Regions from separate parts of the Homo sapiens genome. Here region 2 is linked to region 1. The links are chromatin loops, found by intact Hi-C in ENCODE. Cell type or tissue: left ventricle myocardium inferior. All regions are shown on one strand. Links, peaks and the distances in the headings refer to the core of each region. The heading gives the core; the rest is flanking DNA.

Region 1 (5,387 bases), core at 316-5,315:
AGGTTCCCCCTTCCCCCTTGTCATCTGGTCTGAGGGAGCATGTCCACCCCAAGCGCAACACGAACAGCAGCAGCCAGGCTTTCCCTCCCTCCTGCCATCTCCTGCCGCTCTGCCTTCCTTGCCAGCCTCACTCTGCTCTCCTGCTCCGGAGGCCCCCACTGTCCTCATGGCCTGTGTAGCAAGCACATAAACACTCCAGTGAACGCGCTGGTCTCTTCCTGAGTTCCTTTGTGCCTGTGGACTCGTCATGGTAGGGGTGCACCCCTGCTGAGTCGTAACCCAGGGAGAGCTCCACAGTCTCGATTTTCACAAGCCCCTCAGGAAATTAATTCTTAGCGTCCCCCAACCAAAGTTTGAGACTTAATGACTGAGAGCCTTCAGATGGGCAAGAGGATCGAGGAAACTTTCCTTTCTGTCTTGTGTGATTTGCTATGTGAAATCTCTTTGAAAGTATGGTAATTACTCAGTAAATCTTTTTCTTTTGGAATTTACAGAAATATTCATTGCTGCCTTACTTGATTTTAGTATTGAAACAGTTCCTTCTGCAGAGGGACCTGAATGAAGTTTTTACAGGTGGAATTAGCTCATACAGCCTAATTTTAATGGCCATTAGCTTTCTACAGGTATGTATGCTTTCTTGAGACTGTTTCTGTTGAGACATGTGTAAGAGTAGACTCTTCCAACCAGTTGCCTAGTGGGTTCCAGCAGCCTTTGCTCTCCTTTTACTGTATTGTTTCAATTTGGTAGAGGCTGATTTCTGATTCTTACAATCAAACCCTCTTGATTAATGCACCTTTCTGGATGCTCATTTTGTACTGGGTGTAACTGTTGGTGCAGGGGTGCCCGTCTGGTTCTGTGAGTCCAGTGCACATCAGTCCAAGCTCAGGGAATTCTCTGTATTCAGAAATGTCCATTTCATGGTAAACAATAAACATTTCTTGGTGCTTGTCTGTGATTTATATTGAAAAAAATTTGTCTCAGAATAAAGTTGAGTACCACATATGAGAAAAGGATTTACAAGAGAGCTTTCTCAGACTGATGAAACATCATTATTTTGTCTTAAATTATATGTGGTCCTTATTTTGCTGAGTAACATGGAAAATCTATCAATAGAAAACCTACGTGTTTTAAAAAGTATTGTTAAATGCTGTGATGTATTGATAAACTGTAATTATACTTTTTAAACATATAAAATCATCTCTAATTGGAACAGTAATTATTCCGTTTATATTTTCTTGAGTGAAGAATTCTGTCCTTTACAAAATCTTGCCTATATAATTTAGCCGCACGGCTGTATTTCTCCAGTGTTTACCATTAATTTGGTCTTTGTGATTGTGCTGAGATTACCGAATCTGTCCATGATTTGGTAATGTTCTCACTGTCATGAATGCTATGATAGTAGAATCACTGGGTAACTACCTGTGATGATCGCAGCTTCCTTGGTCTGTCTCTGCCAAGATGCTTTAAAAGTAGTGAAAATGGAATTCCATGTCTGTTTTCTTACAGTTCTAGTCACACTGTCCTGTCTTCACTTTCCCCTCTGAGATGTGGCCCTTATATATAGCCTTTCTTCCATAGTTTTTGGACATTATTTTGAATTAAACATGGGCCTCTGTTCTTTACTGATATACTCCTGACTTGCACTATTTTCATGGCCTTGTAGTAACAACAGCTACTTAATACTTTGATCATGCATGTGCCATGTGCCAGGCCTGGGTCCAGGGCCTCCTCCACCCCCTCAGGGGGTCCTTTCAGTGATCCTGTGACCCCACAGGAGGCCACCACAGCATGAGTGGGATTCCTGTGTTCACTGCCACATCCCTGTGCCTTGTCCAGTGCCCAGAGCTTGTCCTGCCTCAGCGGTGTGACTGTGGCAGCATCTGAGTTTCTTGACTAAGTGAGGGGAGGAGGCCCACCCTGGCACCGGCCAGGCTCTTGGATATGTGATTTTGGCTAAAAGACAAGGAATAAGGAAGGGAATAAAGGTCAGGCCAGAATCGGAATCCTCCTCTTGTGTGGTGGAAATATGCAGAGAACTCCGGAATTCTTCTGAACCCTAAAAACATTTGTATGCTTTCTAGCTGCAGCTCCTCCTGGCACTCTGTGTTATAAATAGTTTCAAGCACCGTGCTTCTCTGAGGGCTTTCTCTCATGTGCCCTCGTCCATCCCTTTCGAGTTGGCACTGTCCGATAGAATTCTGTGATGGTGATGGCCACTTCTGCATGGTCCGGCAAGGGGCAGGGCGCCACATGTGGCTACTGAGTATTGCAGTGTGGCTGGTGAGAGCAACAAGCTGGATTTTTAATTAATTTGTTTTAATTCATTTAAATAGACATGTGGGCAATGCAGGTCTGGACAGCTGAGAATTATGACCCTCAGGAGGTGTGGTGGACAGTGGTTTACTTCCGAACAAGCCCAGTGCCTGCTTTTGAAGACGATATGGCACTGAACTGAGAGTGGTGCTCATCTGTGTGACAAGCAGGATGGAAGCTTGCTATAAATATTGTGATATAATGCTAATGACCTTTACACAGCTAAAATCAATCCTTTCACTTTTCCGGTTTTATGTGATACTGCCATACTAGTCAGTCTAACACTGACCCCTGTTGGTTGTGCTTCAGCATAACGAAATTAGGATGACGAGAATCTGAAATTACATCTACCATCCAGGTGACTAAGTTATGCAGAATATAGTCCAACTTATTTGCCCATATTTGGTTAATCAGATATCTGTGTTTGCAGGAAGTTTGCTGTATGGATTACCAATTTCAAAAATCAAACTACACTAAAATTCAGATGAGTCCGTTGTGTTCCTTTTGAACACTCCTCGTTGAAGAGGCTGCTGTTCAGGCTTCCTCGTGGTGCTGGTGAGTGAGCGAGTGCCACTCACTGGTATTGCCTTGAAGAGGCTGCTGGACAGCAGACTTCGTCGCGTGCTATTTTCTTTAGAACATGCCATGAATCCATACAAATTGTGGGTGCATTGCTTTTACAGTTGCATCCAAGAATTGATGCCCGGAGAGCTGATGAAAACCTTGGAATGCTTCTTGTAGAATTTTTTGAACTCTATGGGAGAAATTTTAATTACTTGAAAACCGGTATTAGAATCAAAGAAGGAGGTGCCTATATCGCCAAAGAGGAGATCATGAAAGCCATGACCAGCGGGTACAGACCGTCGATGCTGTGCATTGAGGACCCCCTGCTGCCAGGTAAGGGCGCCCTGATCTCCACTGCTGAGAGCTGGGCCAGCCTCGGGGACGTGCTGGTGACAGGGCCTGTGTTGGGGCTCTGAGAGCCCCGGGCAGTTCATTTGCTCTTGATGCAGGTTTCTCTTATACTAACCAGTTAATAATCACACTTTGAGAAATCCTTATTTAATGCTTCTAATTAACTTTTGTCTTTCTAACTGTTTACATTCTATAATAAAGAAGAATTAAGGAAAATCTTTTCTTTTTCTGATTATTGAAGTATAACATATCCACCCTAAACCATTTGTTTCTCTGAAGTATGTAATATAGAAAAACCATGGATGCCATAATCCCCTTTTATTTGGACATGTATTTCTCCACTTTTTCCCTATATGGATATTAATGTTTATTATTGTTATCTTGTTGAACACATCCCACAACGCAAACACGTTTGTCACTTGGCTTTTGACTTAACGCTTACCCTTGACCCTTTCCTATGTGTGTAGGTTGTGTTTTGTCGTGAGGATTGCCGCATTGAAGAGTCTAAGGCTGGGCTAGAGGTTTCCCGGTTTTATTCCCATTGGCGTATTCAGGGGTATTTATGTCCTCATTCCTTTGGTGACAGTCTTTTAAAATCTTTGCCAATCTGATAAAACCATGTGTTAACGCTTTTAAATTTATATTTCTTTAATGATTAGTGGGGTTAAACACATTGCTATTTATGAATTCCACAAATTTTGATTGAGCGTCTGTTAGGTGAGATACCATTCTTACTGTTGGTGATAAAATCGTTGGCGGACGGGTGACAGAACAGGTGGTGGAGAGCCCAGCTCCAGGCGCGTGTCCCTGGGCCTTCTCCTCTGTGTGGCTCTGTGTGCTGTCCGCCCGGTTGCTGGCTGCCCTCCTCTGCTGTGTGCAAGGCCTGTGTGTGTCGGGGAAGCCTTTCTTGTCACACATGTCATACTTTTTCCAATTTGTTTTTTGCATTTGTATTTTTTTATTCAGCTCCTATACATTTAAAAAAACACCTCAGATTTAATGGTTGTTTTTGTTTTATGGCTTCTGGGATGTGAGCTTTATTTATTTCCTAAAGATCGTCTCAAGGAAAACACATTGGCTGATGTGTTTTGTTGTTGTTTATAGATGGCATGATTTGTGCAGGCTCTTGAGTGGTTTTCTTGGTAGCACGGTATGGCAGTGTATCATCCATTTTTGTCCGTTGGATGAGTCACATTGGAGACATTGGCATTGTCTTCAAGTGTCTGCTGAAATGTACTCAAAAAACAAAGACCCACATAATCGTTGAGTTATAATATAAATCTAGAAAAGATAAAACTCCAGTACTTAGAACATATATCCTTTAAAAGAAATCCACACTTAACCTGATTGTGAAGAATGAGTTGTTTGTAGATTAAAATTAGAAACAGTGCTTTTCTTATGAAAATTAAGCTTCTCCTGACTGGCTTCCTTGGTGACTGCTGTGACAGATTCCTTTGATTTGCTGTCCCAGTTTTCCACACGTGAGAATTCACATTCCATTCTAAAGGATTTACTTCCTGTAGGTTCCATTAGCGTTGACTGAGTTGTGATGCACTTGGGGTGAGCTGCCCTTCTACCTGCCCTGTTGGGGCACTGTGAGGCCTCCTGATTGTCAGATCAGCGATCACAGTGGGTCGGTGCTGCTGGTCTGCACAATGGTAGTCTTTGGCTTCCTCATGTTTCTGCCACCTGGAGAGGTGGCTTTTTGTGGGCTGTCACTCCGTCTGTGAATGGCAGCCGCCTCCGTGAGGTGGGCCATGAGCACAGGGGCACTGATGATGCAGACCAGTCCTCTCGGCACTCACAGACTGTGCCCTGTGCATGGTGATTGACAGGGCCTTTGCCAGTGCCAAGTGCCACCCGTGCCCATTGTGTTCGCCTGTCTGGGCTTTGCTGGTAGGGTCTGGAAGAGTTTCAGTGGTGAGGGCCTGCTTCAGAGTCACTTGTATGAGAAGATCCAAAACATGTGGACGATGGTGTGCATGTGGGGAGGGTCTGACATAGCCTTTTTGCTGCAGGGAATGACGTTGGCCGGAGCTCCTATGGCGCCATGCAGGTGAAGCAGGTCTTCGATTATGCCTACATAGTGCTCAGCCATGCTGTGTCACCGCTGGCCAGGTCCTATCCAAACAGAGACGCCGAAAGGTAATGGGTTGTGT
Region 2 (5,387 bases), core at 154-5,153, 120 kb before region 1:
TGGGAGACTGAGGCAGGAGAATTGCCTGAACTCAGGAGGCGGAGGTTGCAGTGAGCCAAGATCGCGCCACTGCACTCCAGCCTGGACAACAAGAGTGAAACTCCATCTCAAAAAAAAAAAAAAGAAAAGAAAAAAGAGCACAGAGTAATGCTTGCCATACAATGAGCTCTCAATACATGTTCACTATCATTTTCAACCTAATTTAGCCAATCACCATCACTGAAGACAATCCATATGGTAAACAAATCAGTAAAACTAAAGGGGAGAAAATTTTCTAAACCATAAAAATTAAGTAGGACAAAAAAGAAAAAAAAAAAAAAAAGAAACTAAGATACGTACATATCACTCTCTATCCAAAGTGAAAAGAAGAAAAAAAGGACTAATTATATTAAGAAAAAATGGTTTCATCAAAACAAACAGGCATGACACTGGTAACAAGCTGCCCGCCCCCACGTTTCTAGTTGCTATATGCTACCTTATGATGAGGCCGCACGTTGAGGAGCAGTGGTGGGATCATGCTAACAGCTTCTTGACGACTAATATTTCCCTTGAGGAAAAAAAAAAAATCAGCAACAATTAGGAAAAAAAAAAAAACCGCAGACAATTTCAATCTTTGGCATTGTTTCAAAGGCAACAGGAAAACAGCACATAATCTTATACAGAATGAGAGAACTCATACTATCACACAGAACACTAAATGAGATGGATCTGTACACTAGCGGACAAATGGTTGCTATACCATTCAAATATTAGAAATTCAGGTATAATACCAACTTCCATGAAAGAAAAGGGACTTGAAGCTTACAGAGCCCCAACTCCCCATAGCAGTAGAGCACAGAAGCTAGAGGGGCAGCTCTCAAAGACAGAAATGCTATTAAATATTTAAACAAATACCTTCAACAGACAGCATCAACTTAGGACAGAAAGTGACTGTCAAATGGTTTTTCCTTCTTGCCTAAAATTCTATTTCTTAGTCCTCCACTATTTTCAGACATAGCCCATGCCCACTTTCTATTTCTCATAACTACCTTTCAAAGAGATGAAGACATCAACCACTGCTTCCATCTTTCCATCTTTAGACCTTCAATATCTAAAATTCCTCACCACACTCCCTGCCCTCTGTCTTCTCTAGTCGGCCAGGACATCTGTTACAAGGCAGAACTATTCAGGTGCAGACAAAATCCTCCTGCCCTGCCCAGCACTAGCCTCAACCACACCTCTACTTTAATCGCCTTGAAGCTGAGGCTTCTGCTCCAACACAACCCTACAAAAGCTGGGACTTCTGGAAATGAACAGCCACCCAGGCATCCATCACTCACCTTAAACTCAGGCATGTGACTGTCAAGAGCCTTAAATACAGGCTTTTACACTGATGGCTGCTAATTTTCACCTCATGGGTTTCTGGCCAGCATGAGTCTGTGGTGATTCACTCACTAGGCACACTGATTCCAAGCTTTTGAGTTATACGTGTGATCCTGATATGCCTGCCTTCTGTATCCATCCAAGGTTTTGATTAAAGCATTAAGTAAGATGGGGACATCCCGGCAGACAGTAACCAGATTCATGACCACCCTGTGTAGATGTTTTGTGGCCAGCTTTCCATAACCCAGAGGTTATTGCCATTCATCTCAAGAGCTCTCATCACGCTGACTCCTAATCAAAAACCTATACTAGTTCCCTACAACATTTGCTACCCACCCTAAACTCCCATCTCCTCCATCTTCCAAACATGCCAAAACCTGGCTCTTCCAACCTATCCATGTGTATCACACCCCACAAACCCCACGCTCTCTTCCAAGTGCAAACCTGAGCTGTTCTCTAGCAGCTTACTGATCTCTATTTGGCCTTCCATCTAGATTGAAAGTTGAGCAAGAGAATCCTTTCGTGCACTGGTCTCAAGTACGAAATGGGGTTATGTGGCAGCACTTAGTTCCTGGTTCTTGTTACTATTCAGGAAGGAAAAGCCAGGCAGACACAAGCCCAGTTTAGTCGGTTACTTAGATGACAGAAGGCCAAAGTGAAAAAGAACCATAATCTGGTGACACACAGATTTACTAGAAGGTAGTAGTTTAGAAAATAGGAAGGACGAAACCTCTGATTTTAAATGTGAGACTAAGAATTCCAAAAAAAATACCCAAACTTTATGGGCATTCATTGAATTATTTAGTACATAAGCAAATAGCTGTTTTGCTGGGGATGCTCTGATGCTAAAGGTAAAAAGCTCAGCACCTTAACTGCACTCAAGGAATGTGGGTGGCTACGGAGAATGTGAAGACAGATGCCGTCCTGTGAGGACCAAAGCTGTGCTTAGGGGTTTTGTGGTGCTTAGGTGTTTTGTGGTTACCAAGAGCAATGTGTGGTAAGAAAAAAAAAAAACACAGTAAAAAGTAAAATCAAAAGCTTCATTTTTAGTAAAATAAATCAATTTTAAAAAACAGAACCAAAAACCTATTCCCTACCAAGATGGCCTTAAAAACATACTACTTTTTATGTACAACAGGCATCTGAAATGTGTACCTAAGAAGGAAATGAGAGTGCAGTGCTCACCCCAACCCTATAGCCATCCAAATACACAAGCAAGAGGAAACAAGAAATTAACTAGCTGGCATCGATATCCTTACTAAATTTCATGACTAGATAAACCAAACAAGGCAACGGATATACAAATAATCAGAAATCACAGGTGGTGCACACACTGCAGTTGTCTTTACTGTGTGTGATGTCCACCTACTGCTTCTAGTGACAAGAACCTAAAAACAGAACTACACTACATCTATGCATTTACAGCTTTAAGGAAACTAGCAAGTCTAAAGAAATCAACTTACAGATTCTGTTTCACTAACTAGAAACTGATGAAACTTTTCCAAGTGTGGCGATTTTCTCAAGATTTTTCGACTTAAATTTGTGTGCCAGGCAAGTTCTTCAGGATACCTGACCAAAAAGAAAGCAAAACATTTATGGATTATAAATACTAAAGTCGTCTGTTGACAACTTTGTGCTTCTATCAGTCGCATGCCAAATGAGACTTCGAATGTTGTTCTCCCTGCTCCTATTCACAATCCTCTACGGACAGTCAGCAACACTCAGAGATGTCGCTGTAGGCTTAAGGAACATGGCTCTAGCTACACCGTGGCCCAATCAGAAACAGGAGAGCCATGGGGGTTACAAGATTATGCATATTACTGTAAAATTATAATGATGAAACGCTCGAGATCAGATGAAAAAGCGGACACTCCTCTGCTCTTCACCATTATAAGGTAACAATGGTAAGGTCATCAGAAAAAAAAGATACAAGATGACTTACTTAATGTGCAGATCACACAGAATCAAAATAATGCAGTGTCAGAGTGTCCCACAAATACCTGATTAGTTTTTTAAAAAATATATTTTTCATTATTTCTAACACCAGTTCAATAATGCACTAAAATATTTTACATACCAAAAAAATCCTACCTTGGAAACCACTAATGCATTAACTTGAGCTCCTAGGCTGTTACCTATATATAACTAAGAATAAAGCATTTCCTGCCATCATATCTGTGAATATATTTGAACTTTCTATAAATGATGACATCAATGTTATTTTTATTTTTTTTATTTTTTTTAATTAGGGGAGAAATGGGGGATACTAAAAACACTGCCTTTTTTTTTTTGAGACAGTCTCACTGTCACCTAGGCTGGAGTGTAGTGGTGTAATCTCAGCTCACTGTGACTTCTGCCTCCTGGATTCAAGTAATTCTCATGCCTCAGTCAGCCACCTGAGTAGCTGGGATTACAGACGTGTATTTTCAGTAGAGATGTGGTTTTGCCGTGTTGGCCAGCTTGGTCTCGAACTCCTGGCCTCGAGTGATCCGGCCGCATCAGTCTCCCAAAGTGTTGGGATTACAGGCATGAGCCACTGTACCCCACCCAGGATGTGCTTTGAAACTTGGCCTGCACCTATACAGGCATCTGCACCGTACAAATGAGCACACTGATGTCATGCAGCACCATGCTCAATCCAATGCCAAACCAAGTGTACCACGTCACACGGCCATAAATCTTAGTGTAGTTTCAGCAATTCTCACTAAACCTGAGATGCAGTAATACACTCAATTTAACAATGCAGGCTCACAATGTTTCCATGCGTCAAATTGTAGCTAGAGTGAAAACCATGAAAATAAAACTGGAATGTCTGGAAAACACAAACACATTTGACTGCTTTTAAACTCTGATTTTTTGATGGAAACAAACTCAGGACTTAAAAGCCCGACACTGCTCAAGTCAAAATATTACAAAATATACCTGAAAAGCATTTTCTACCAAATAATGAAGACGAAACTGGCTGAATCTGTCCACGGCCACCCTCCAAAGGTCCCCAGCGCTTTGATTCTATCTCATATAGCCCAGTTCCCTCCTCGACATTTAATGTGTTCAAAAATATAAAGCCAAAAGAAAATCATATTCATAAGGCAATTTTAAAAAGAATTGTTTTAAATAATCTTTTGGACTCATTAGAGGCGAAATAGTAGGTTACATGCAAATTTGGCATTTGCTATAGTATTGGGCAAATATCTGCTGTGCCACTGTAACCTCTACTTGCAAACAGCCAAATGCCAGCTCATATAGTATCTGGTCTTCCTGAACTTGTCTGTCTCAAAGCTAGTACGATCATGTAAGTTATTGCCTTACCAAATCACTAAGACATCAATATGAACACCACATGCCATTTAGACTTATTGTAAAGAGCTGAATTTTCATTTTCAAATATAGATAAGCAGTCTAGATATACTTTGAACAAATATAGCCTTATATGTCTTTTTCGTCAAATTTCTGATAGTCAAAATGTAAACGTACTATTACAAGATTAAAATTCTACAGTATTTATAATTGTGAAGGCTGTTGATCTCATGTAAAGAAACATTTAGGAACTCTGAAATATTTAAATACAAACAGAAACTAACAGATAAATGTTTATTTCCTCTGGGTACAGAGAACAGCCTGGGCAACAAAGCGAGGCCCTGTTTCTACAAGAAATGTTTTTAAATTATGTTTCTTATACAGCTTTAGGAACAGCATCATCTTTTTATGAACCAAAAAATGTTTATTAAATCTTTGTAGATTTTAACATCAAACAAAATGAGAGGTATATTTAATTTTTAGTTACTTACTTCAAATTTAGCTTGTGTCTTTTAAGAAAAAATCCTATTTGGGCTTTTTAGAGGATAAGTTAAAAGGACCACTGTCATCTTTGCATATTAAAAATTCTCAAGTGGTAAGGACTCTGTAAATATATACAACATCTATGACAAACCATCCTCAATCTAGACATTAAAAAGCACGTAACAGGCGAGGTGCAGTGGCTCATGCCTGTAACACCAGCACTTTGGGAGACCAAGGTGGGCGGA

Evidence for each region. Hi-C counts contacts between places; a loop is a spot of excess contacts. Peaks named below come from ENCODE experiments on the same cell type or tissue, not always from the same donor. Only the 100,000 strongest peaks of a DNase experiment are listed, where the experiment ranks them.
Region 2: it touches region 1 in a loop (3-fold over the local background); 84 of 110 quality-filtered maps call a loop at or near these places.

Annotation. Positions count from the first base shown.
Region 1 is chr5:6,743,218-6,748,604 of GRCh38, forward strand. It overlaps TENT4A (terminal nucleotidyltransferase 4A), which reads left to right. Exons shown (of 13, transcript NM_006999.6): 6 at 495-623; 7 at 2,997-3,210; 8 at 5,247-5,373. Among named protein-coding and RNA genes, the nearest start is that of TENT4A, 32 kb to the left of the region's middle. In left ventricle myocardium inferior, for the core only: CTCF peaks have their summits at 2,619 (motif pointing left) and 2,818; no DNase peak of the experiment used is centred there; H3K27ac peaks cover 754 bases.
Region 2 is chr5:6,622,739-6,628,125 of GRCh38, forward strand. It overlaps NSUN2 (NOP2/Sun RNA methyltransferase 2), which reads right to left. Exons shown (of 19, transcript NM_017755.6): 4 at 2,826-2,931; 5 at 476-547. Among named protein-coding and RNA genes, the nearest start is that of NSUN2, 7.6 kb to the right of the region's middle. In left ventricle myocardium inferior, for the core only: no CTCF peak of the experiment used is centred there; no DNase peak of the experiment used is centred there.